2 separate regions of the Mus musculus genome follow, and region 2 is linked to region 1. Evidence: chromatin loops called from intact Hi-C (ENCODE). Cell type or tissue: left cerebral cortex. All regions are shown on one strand.

Region 1 (5,000 bases):
TTGCAGACCTTGTAAAGGACTTCCAAGCAATTCTGCATGCCCCACCCACACTTCCCTGGGATGCAGGAAAGAGAGGTTCCACCAGGCAAGGTCAGCCCAGGAAGGGGTCTAGCTTCCTCGGAGGCAATCTTCTGAATGTCCCCCAACACACTCTTAACTCTCCGCTCCCTGCATAACCCAATAGGAATCCCATCCCATAGATCCTGAAATGCTAACACTGATGTCTGGTGAGCACATATTTCACAACAGGCACCCAGCCACTTCGTCACAGAACTGTTCACACACTCCAAGCCTCTACAAACTCCTACAGCTAACCCACTTTCCACTGAGGTAAGTGACATTTAGAAAAGCTGAGAAATGTGTCCAAGGTCACGGGGTCAGCAAGTGGGACGGCCAGGATTTGAATCTTGTCCATTTATCAGTAAGCCTATGTCTGTAAGTGCCTCATTGAGCCATTTCAGACTAAAAAGAATCCAAGACCAATCAGGTCACCCTTGCTCCCAGACAGAAGAGTAGGAGTTCCAGACAGAAGGACCAATAACCTTCACAACCAACAACCTTCAACACTGGGAAGTTCCTTCTTCAATCTAGCCATTCTGTGAATCTCGGCAATATAAACCCAATTTCCTGTAGTCTGTGTTTAAATTAAAACAAAACAAAAAAAAAATCTGTCCCTTGCTAAAGTTGGGAGGCTAGTTGAAGAGCCCTCCTTAGGTGTCTCTTCAATTCGGATGCTAGCACAGCCTTTTGTGCTTTCAGGGACAGCCCCACAGCAGAATATACCAAAACCCAGAGGGGAGGAGGAGGAGGAAGTCACTGAAAGACTGCATGGGAAGGGGGAAGGGAGAAGCACAGCAAGATCCACCTTTTTTCCATAAGCTTCTTCTGAGGTCACTCTGTCTCGGTTTTCCCACCTGACAAATGGAAACCTTTATAACCATCCCGACCATCATAGTGCTTGTTGGAAAGCTGTCCTTCCCTTCGCCCCACTCTCTCGTTTCAGAACCCCCTCTCAAGTAGCAGAGGAGATACATTCCAATCCGGAAACTTTCTCAAACCACTCCCCCCCACACGCCCCGAGGCAAGGTGCAAAAGAAGCCGGGGAAGCCCGCGCCTCCAGCAGAGCCCTTCAAAAAGGCTCCCTAGTCCGCAGAATCTCGTCACCCTGTCGCCTTCCACCCACAGACCGTTCCTCTCCCGCCGCCATCTCCCTGCTTTGCGAACTTGCCCGCAGTCGGGTCGGTTCCGCGCGCAGAAACCGTGAGCTCAGAGTCCTGGCAGCTTCCAGGCTCGGCTCTGACTTCCATACAAGGGCCGAGAGCCGGGTGCCACCCAGAGCTCTGCCATCTCCAAAGCGAAAGCCCTCGCGCTCAAGTATGCACCCCGCGCCTTGGCTTCTCCCTAGCTTTTTCTTGGGCTCAAACCCGAGAAGGCAGAAATAAAAAATCCCACTCGACTCTGAGACGCAGCTGGGCAGACCCCTCCCTCGCGGCCCTCGCCCCGAGGCCGCTGGGCCGGGCAGCCTGAAGCGCGGCGACGGCGCCTCCCCGGGAACTTTTGCCTGGCCGGGGCCCAGATGCAGTCAAGGTGGGCGCGGGCGGCCGACAGAACCAAGAAGAGCAGATGCTGCTCGGAGCCTCTAGGTCAATTCTGCTTGTCACCTGCCAAGGGGATCCGACCTCCGCGGCCAAGATGTGTGGAAAGGAAGGGCGCGGGGCGGAGAACCCGATCCCTTCGAGGCGGCTGCGGGGACTCCCAACCTCTTAATCGCGCCTCCCTTCAAGGGCTCCTCCATCCAGCGGTGCTGTGCAGGGCTGGGACGCGCGGAATCCTGCCTAAAGACCATCAAAGTCCCCAGCAGCCAGAGTTAGAGCACTAGGGGTTCCCCAAAGCTCAGATTCGACGTGTGGTTGTGAACCAAGGGGCCTAAGGTAGACTAAGTCCACTTTGATTCCAAGGCGTTCGCAGCCCAAGGGCTCCCGCACCTTCCCGCCGAGTTCCTCCCACCCGCAGTTCCCCAGCCTTTGCCCGGGCCAGTGCTCGGAGGTGCGCCTGGCCGGAGCCGGAGCCTCGCCCCCGGGGTTCGGGAGCCAGAGCCTGGAGCAAAGGTCTAAGAACGCCAAGAGGGTTGGAGGAGGGATGCTGCACTTCAACTCACCTTGAGCCACAAGACCTCGGGTGCTGATCACACTTGCTATCAAAGTGGCCACATACCAAATCATAGTACTACCGCGCGCCAGCCAAGAGCCTCATCCTATCGCAAAGTGCTCCTGCGTCTGCACACTTCTCGTGCCTCAGTGCCCGCTTCTCGCCCGCCTACGCCCCTTGCCGGTGCTCCTGTAGCCCGGGCGGCCCGCTCTCCATCCCTTCCTGGCTCCGCTCGTCTCGGCGCGCGCAGCCTCCCGGGCCCCGGCGCAGCGGCACCTGCACTGCCAACCGAGGCAGAGCGCAGCCAGGTCCACGGTGAAGCCTAGCCGGGCCTGTCCTGGTGGTCCGCCCCTGGCGGCTGTTTATTGGACAGTGCTCACGAGTCTAGGCACTGATTGGCTAAACTCTTAGTCCGTCGCTGCGCGAAGAAGGCGAGCCCATTTCAAGGTGCGTTGAAGTGTAGCGAGCACAGAGCCGCAGAATCATGCGCATTGCCTGGGAAAAGGCGTTGTAACGTCTTTGCTCTATTCTGTTCTCAGCTCAGACTGCATGGCAAGTTTCTGATTAAATAGATGGTAGCTTCTCGTACTGGCTAGTGGGACCCTAAGAATCTCAATAACCCTTGACAGGTTATCCGAGGGGATGGAGCCCCCGCCCACCTTGAGAATCCAACATCCGGTTTCTATCAAGAAAAAAAAAAAAAAAAAAGCAGTTCCCGGGAGGACCACGCTGATACGGGGATAGGGAAACCCAAGCATCCTGGGGAAACTAGGGAACGTCCTTTTCTGGAGAACGGTTCAAAGAGACCACGTGATACCTCCCCCCCCCACCCCCACTCTTTGCTCACTCTCTCAGAACACTACCTCCACCAAACGTTATATTAAGTTAGGCTCCATCCAGCCCAAAGCCAGGAGGATGACTAAAATGACCTCTAAAAGTCGCTAAATTTGGAATGAGTCATTGGCTCAGCTGCGGCGAGTCACAGACCCCTCTGGAACACATGTGCACACGTACTGCCACCCCCATTGCTGGTCATCGTTGCTCATGATTACTAAAGCCATTAACCCCCCCCCCCCAATAAATGCTGCCTCTCCTGCACACAAATGCTGCTTCCTCTCCTACCTTACTGAGAGCCCAGCCCCATATCAGCAGCATAAAGTCAAGGTGGCGTTTGTGAGCGATCAGGGGGTGAGGTAGAGAACCAAGGAAAAGGGAAAGGTCCTCCTCATTTCTGCAGAAGATAATAAATAAAGACGCTGGAAGAGCTTCCTATATCCCAGGCTCCCTACTCCAGCATCTCTTCATCTCCTCCCCCAATACAATTGTGTTTACACAAGGAATAAATGAGCATCATGAAAGCCTCTACAACCATCTCACAGTGTTCTGAGGCTGCCGTGGAGATGTTTATTCTTTCAAGCTTCTGACACAGTGCTGAGAGGCACAGCTCCCTAGGAGGGGCTGTTGGCCAGGGAAGAAATGGAGGGGCAATGAAGGCAATCTCTCAATAAGCACAGAGCATGAAGTTTCCCATAGACCAACAGCTTACTGCTGGAAAAGCCAATGTGTGCGCATGGACTCGTGTATCTCACATAGAGTGGCCTTGAGTGATGGAGGGTCATTCTTTTTGGAGAACTCCACTCTCGTTGCCATCCAGGAGATGAAAAGCTGAGGCTCCTAAGCAGAGAAGCACACACACTAATGAACTTTTATCATCTGAATAGCATCTGGAGAACTGGACTTCTGAATACCTCCTGCTTGCAAACTCGCCCTGCTCATGCGAACACACTCATGAGTTATCACTCTGTTGATATATTCCCATGGGCCACTGCTTTAGGTCCTTTCTGGGCTGACATTTCTTTCCTGGGGCTTTGGTGAAGCTGCACGCTCTAGATCTCCTTGACGCATCAATTCTCAGGCAACATGCACCAATTCTACCTCCAACACACACATATGCAAGTCTCCCCATAAACAGGTTTGCACACATCTATATACGTCCATACATACTTCCTCTGGGTCCTAAGTCTATCAAGACTTATTGGGATCCACTTGCAGAATGGGTGATGAGGCTAGGCTATGATTTAATTTTGACCTCAGAAACGTTCATGTTGTTGGAAACTTGATCCCCAAGGTGGCAGTATTGGAAGAATGGAACCTTCAAGAGGTAAGTCCTAGGAGCTGGAGAGACACTTGGCAATTAAGAACGTGCACAACTCTTGCAGAGTTTGGTTTTCAACATCCTAAGGTAATTGTCCATGATCTGTAACTACAGCTTTAAAGGATCTAACACCCCTTTACAGGCACTGCACTCATGTGCACACACACATACACACACACAAACACATATAGATATAGTTTAATATAAAGACGTGAGTTTGGGGCTGGAGAGATGGGGGGGGGGGCAGGGTTAAGAGCACTGGCTGCTCTTCCAGAGGTCATGAGTTCAATTCCCAACAACCACATAGTGGCTCACAACCATCCATAATTGGATCAAATGCCTTCTTCTGGTGTGTCAGCAACACTGTGTTCATATACATTTTAAACACACACACACACACACAAACAAACAAACAAACAAACAAAAAAAAAAAAACATGAGTTCTACTGAGAAGTCCTTAAGTCACTGGAAGCCATGCCACTGCTAGGTAATTCTCCTGGGATCTCCCTGGTAGTTCTCATAAGAAGGCTGTCATGAGCAGAGCTGGACTTGGTGGCCTAGGTAATTGTCCCAGCATTTGGAAGGTCAGAAGTACAAGATCATCCTCAGCTACACACAAAACTGAAGGTCACCCTGAGCTACAAGAGACCCTACTCTCATAAAAGAGAAGAGAAAACAAAGCGGAGGGTGGGGTGCT
Region 2 (5,000 bases), 240 kb after region 1:
GTTCTTAATCGTGCTTGGGGGGGGGGGGTATGTATGTATGCAGGCCGTGGTGGCACAGACTCTACTCTCACATTCTAGCAAACTGAAACCTATTTTATTTCTAACTCCTTTGACTGTTAGAGAAGTTTAATGTCAGATTAATTATGTTTCTTGCTCATCTCCGCTTTGACTTGTGACCTGCTCGAGTCGCCTGCTGTCTATGAGGCGTGCTCTACAGAGTGAGAAGCATTAGAGAAGAAGGCAGGCGGTCATCCTTTGTTGTGGGCTCCAGTTCTCCAGCCTGTCCTTCCTGTGGTTGTAGTGTCATCTTCATCTGGCTTCTGAGTTGCTCCTATACATCTGGGTATGTGTAGTTGATAAAGAACAGAATCTACTATTCACAACTCTAAAAGCCGGGAAAACTAAGGTTAAGGTCCAGGCTTTGTGTCTGCTGAGGCCATTCTCTGCTCCAATGCAGTACCTCGCATGCTGCATCCTCTGGAGGAAGCAAGGAGAGGAGCTCATGGCACGAACTCAGAAATGGAACAAAATAGCCCACTCCTGGAAGCTTTCCCTCTCTGCAAACACTAAATAACTCAGGGGAATGCAGCCTTGTGATATTCTTGTATTTGCCAGTTTATACAAAAGGGCTTTATAAGGGAAACGTGCAGCCATAGCAGCAGCTGCTGATTATTCTAGCGCATATTCACCATCCTGTGATGCAACTGCTTAGGTTCAGTGTGGAAAGGAAGATACTATGTTTTCCCTTTAGAAGTGTGTGATGGGCTGACCTTCGCCCTCCTAAAATCTTTTTTTTTTTTTTTTTTTTTAAAAGATTTATTTATTTATTATATGTAAGTACACTGTAGCTGTCTTCAGACACTCCAGAAGAGGGCGTCAGATCTTGTTACAGATGGTTGTGAGCCACCATGTGGTTGCTGGGATTTGAACTCCAGACCTTCGGAAGAACAGTCGGGTGCTCTTACCCACTGAGCCATCTCACCAGCCCTCCTAAAATCTTTATGTTAAAAGACAGAACACTTGGGCTAGAGAGATGGCTCAGTGGTTAGGAGCACTGACTGCTCTTCCAGAGGTCCTGAGTTCAAATCCCAGCAACGACATGGTGGCTTATAGCCATCTGTAATGGGATCTGATGCCCTCTTCTGGCGTGTCTGAAGACAGTGACAGTGTACTTACATATAATAAATAAATCTTTAAAAGAAAAAAAGACTCGACACTTGTAATCTCAGAATGTGACTTAGTTTGGAGACAGTGCCTATAAAAGAACCAACAGAGTCAAAAGGAGGCCACTAGGGAGCAGCTTAAGAAAACTGCACTCCTACAGCTTCTAGGAACATACAGGTACAGAGAAAAGACTGCAGGCACAATAAGACAAGGATGTCTGCAGGCCAAGAAGAGCCCTAAGAGAACGCATAGAACTTTAACCTGGGATCGCCAGCCTCCAGAACCGTAAGAAGTCAATTTCTAAACCAAACAAGCATGAGGGGCTGTATTCATTTCAGTTTCACACTTAACATTTCTGAAAAAATATTCTAGAGGACTGTGCCTTTTTGTAAGAGCAGATGTCTTACGGTGTCTGTTGCCAGTGAAACACCATGACTGAAGTGAGTTGGGGAAGAAAGGGTTTATTTGGCTTACACTTCCACACTGTAGTCCATCACTGAGGGAGGCCAGGACAGAAACTCAAATAGGGCAGGAACCCTGGAGGCAGGAGCCGTTGCAGAGGCCATGGAGGAGTGGTGCTTACTGGCTTGCTCCTCATGGAGCAAGTTTTCTTACGGAAGCCAGGACCACCAGCCCAGTCATGGCCCCACCCACAATGGGCTGGGCCCTCCCCCAATCACTAATTAAGAAAATGCCGTAGAGCTGGAACTTATGGAGGCATTCTCTCAACTGAGGTTCCCTCCTTTTGGATGTACCTCGCTTGTGCCAAGTTGACCACATATTGTTATATTCTCTCCCTCTGGCAACACGCACTTTGAGAGAAGGCTGTGACACCTACTCAGTGTGTCTAGGCTGGGTGGCTGAAGGTTGTGCCAGAACAACAGCAGCCTCCTTTTTGAAATCAGACAGCTGTGTGTTTGAAAACATTACGGAACGGGACTGAAATGAAGCTATACATAGCCTGTAAACACAAGCGTTTAGACTTGAAGAGTAGGCATTTAAAGGGTCCTCATGGCCTATCAGGCATTAGAGAATGCACATCACAGGACACTTAGGAGGTAATGGATCCTGTAGAAATGCATTATGGTAGGAAAGCATGGAATACTAACGAGCCCAATGTTTGGGAAGTTAAAAAATAACTAAACATAAGAAAGGAAAAGCCTTTTGAGAGGGAGCCGATTGTTTAAAACTGGGTACCCTTGGGACTTGAGACTAGGTAGATGATAACTAGACATCAACTTGACAGTCTAGCATCACCTACAGAGCAAGAGTGTAGGCTTCTTTCTGTACGAGGGATTCGCTCACGGTCAGCTTCTGAGAATGTATGTGACAGATTATCCAGACTGCATTCAATGATATGGGAAGACAAGAACATTTCGTGGGCGGGATCCTGAGCTGTATTCAATGGAGACAGAGCTCTGCACTGGCATCTGTTGCTCTGTGCTTCTTTACTGTGGCTCCCTCACAGAATATGCTACATAAGCCAAGATAAACCATTTCCTCCTTAAGACTCCTGTCAGGGAATTTTATTACAGCAACAGAGAAAGAAACTACAATAATAACAAGAGTGAGACAGTTAGACTCTGCTGTGGAACACATCCGTCCCTTAAAGGAACATCAGCACAAGTGTCGGTGGTATTGAGAAAACACTGACTGGATGAACGCATTGTTAGTGGGAAAGTGTTAATACCAAAGGGCTGAAAAGATCAAGTAACCCATTAGCTACACACACACACACACACACACACAGGCAAAATATTCATAGACATAAAATAAAAAACAACTCTTTAAAACATAACAAAACAATACATGGCCTTCTATAAGAAATGTGAAGGATACAGTCAATGTACCTCAGATCCTGGTTCTCTATGGTGAGGAGAGCAAGTAGGGACCACGCAAGCACCTGGCTTCTGTCTGCACTGTGAAATTTCTTGTGATGCTTAATGTTCTGCAGCAGGAGCTGGTCCAGGCACTCCAAGGCCTTCTCTTGCACTGTGCTCTCACAGTCCATCACCACTGGGATGACACCCATCAACCAGGCTTTCTGGACTGGGACACATGTAGGTTGGGCCTGAGGTTGAAAACATAGCAGATTGTTTGACATTAATACAAGTCTAGGTACAAGCCAATGAAGTTTCAGTTGGCATTTCAAAAGACATGCTAAATCTAATCACACCTAAAAAGGGTAAGAAACCCTTGGCATAATATTTGGCACTGTGCATAAGCAAATAAAATAATTCAGTTAGCTGCAAATAAAACAAAGAAAACAAAAACAAAAGGAAAACCAAAACAACATTCAAAGACATCGAAAACAAACTGCAGCCTCTAGCTTATGATGAGCCAATGTTTATTAAACTTATAAATTAAACTCATTATTTTATTATTAGTGATCAATATTACTTTGGTTATTCAAATCCAATAACAAATGATATTTACTTCCAAAAGATAAAATATGCATTGCTAGGCCTGGAGAGATGGCTCAGCAGTTAACCATACTTGTTGGTCTTCTAGATGCCTAACTTGAGTTCCCAGTACCCACGTCAGACAGCTCACAACTCAGTTACCTCCAGATGCAGAGGCTCTGATATCTCTGGCCTCCATGGGCACTGCATGAACATGAACATGCTCACATTCACGCACCACACACACACACCCACTCTCTTAAATAATAAAAATAAATCTTAAAAATTATGCATTCTTTAATGCCTTCTTTGATCAAAGTAGTCATCCTTTTAAAAAAATTTTCAACAGCCAATTAATTAGGAGAAATAAATTACATATCATAGTAATGAACAAACTCTTCTGGTGATACTTATAATCTTAAGTGACAAGAGATGGAGCGATAGTTAAGATGAGCACTGTCCTTTAGGTCCAGGCATTTGAATACTCTGTCCCCAGTTGCTGGCAGTGTTTGGAAAGGTTACAGCGTGGAGGGTACAGCCTTGCTGAAGCCTTGCCCCATTCCAGTCTGTTCTCTGCTGTGTAAGGTGTGAGCTCTTGGCTTCCAGATGATCACAACACCTGCTGACTGCTGCCATGCCTCCCTGGCACAGTGGACTCTGACCCTCTGGGACCATGAGCAAAAAGTAATTAACAGAGACAGCTCAGTGGTTAGGGCACTTGCTGCTCTTCTAGAGTGGTCAGTTCCCAGTACTGGTATCAGCTGGCCCATGATCAACTGCGGGATATGACATCTCTGACCCATGTGGGCACCCGCACATGCATTCACATACTCATACACACATACACATAAATACAAATTAAAATCAATTCAAAATCTTCAGTTCCTTCTTCTAGCTGGGACTTAAGATAAAAATCAAGAAGTAGCACAACACTGTCTCCCTAAGTTCCTAGTTGAATTTAAAAAGGCAGTTATCTGCCATTTGTTTTTATTCCCCTGTTGATTGGGTTTAGTCCTATAGTGGGCTCAGGTGACTTTCTAAATGGTTTACTAAATGTTTAGCAACAGGGAATTCTTGTGTACAATCAGTCCTGCCTCATTGTGGTGTTGGGGACTAAACTCAAGTACTTTGGGCATGCAAAGTATATGCTCTAGCCTGAAGCCTACTACGAGTACAGAATTTCTTTTCTTCCTTTTTTTTTTTTTTTTTGAGATGGGGCATACATACTGTAGACCAAGAAGGCCTCAGCCTCATGAATGTTACAATTCCAGGTGTGAACCATTAAAGCCAACTCAGAACTGCTTCTGATGCAAGGCACTGAGCATTCTGTACCCAGTGTGGCGCTCCTCACCATAACAAGTTCTGTAAGAGACTGTAGGGCTTGCTTCCGCACAGATATGGCAGGGTCTCGACAATGGTCCTGCAGGATCAACA

What was found. Peaks named below come from ENCODE experiments on the same cell type or tissue, not always from the same donor. Only the 100,000 strongest peaks of a DNase experiment are listed, where the experiment ranks them.
Region 2: a loop joins it to region 1, with 2.3 times the contacts of the local background. A loop is called at or near these places in 1 of 42 quality-filtered maps.

The regions. Positions count from the first base shown.
Region 1 is chr9:27,296,676-27,301,675 of GRCm38, reverse strand. It overlaps Igsf9b (immunoglobulin superfamily, member 9B), which reads right to left and starts at 2,572. Exons shown (of 20, transcript NM_001326702.1): 1 at 2,159-2,572. The coding sequence starts at 2,222. In left cerebral cortex, CTCF peaks have their summits at 2,502 and 4,260; DNase peaks (open chromatin) are centred at 1,071, 1,521, 1,764, 2,526 and 2 more places; H3K4me3 peaks cover 3,352 bases; H3K27ac peaks cover 3,371 bases.
Region 2 is chr9:27,056,096-27,061,095 of GRCm38, reverse strand. Ncapd3 (non-SMC condensin II complex, subunit D3) reads right to left here. Exons shown (of 36, transcript NM_178113.4): 16 at 4,918-5,000; 17 at 3,015-3,235. Among named protein-coding and RNA genes, the nearest start is that of Ncapd3, 28 kb to the right of the region's middle. In left cerebral cortex, no CTCF peak of the experiment used is centred here; DNase peaks (open chromatin) are centred at 2,053 and 2,551; H3K27ac peaks cover 559 bases.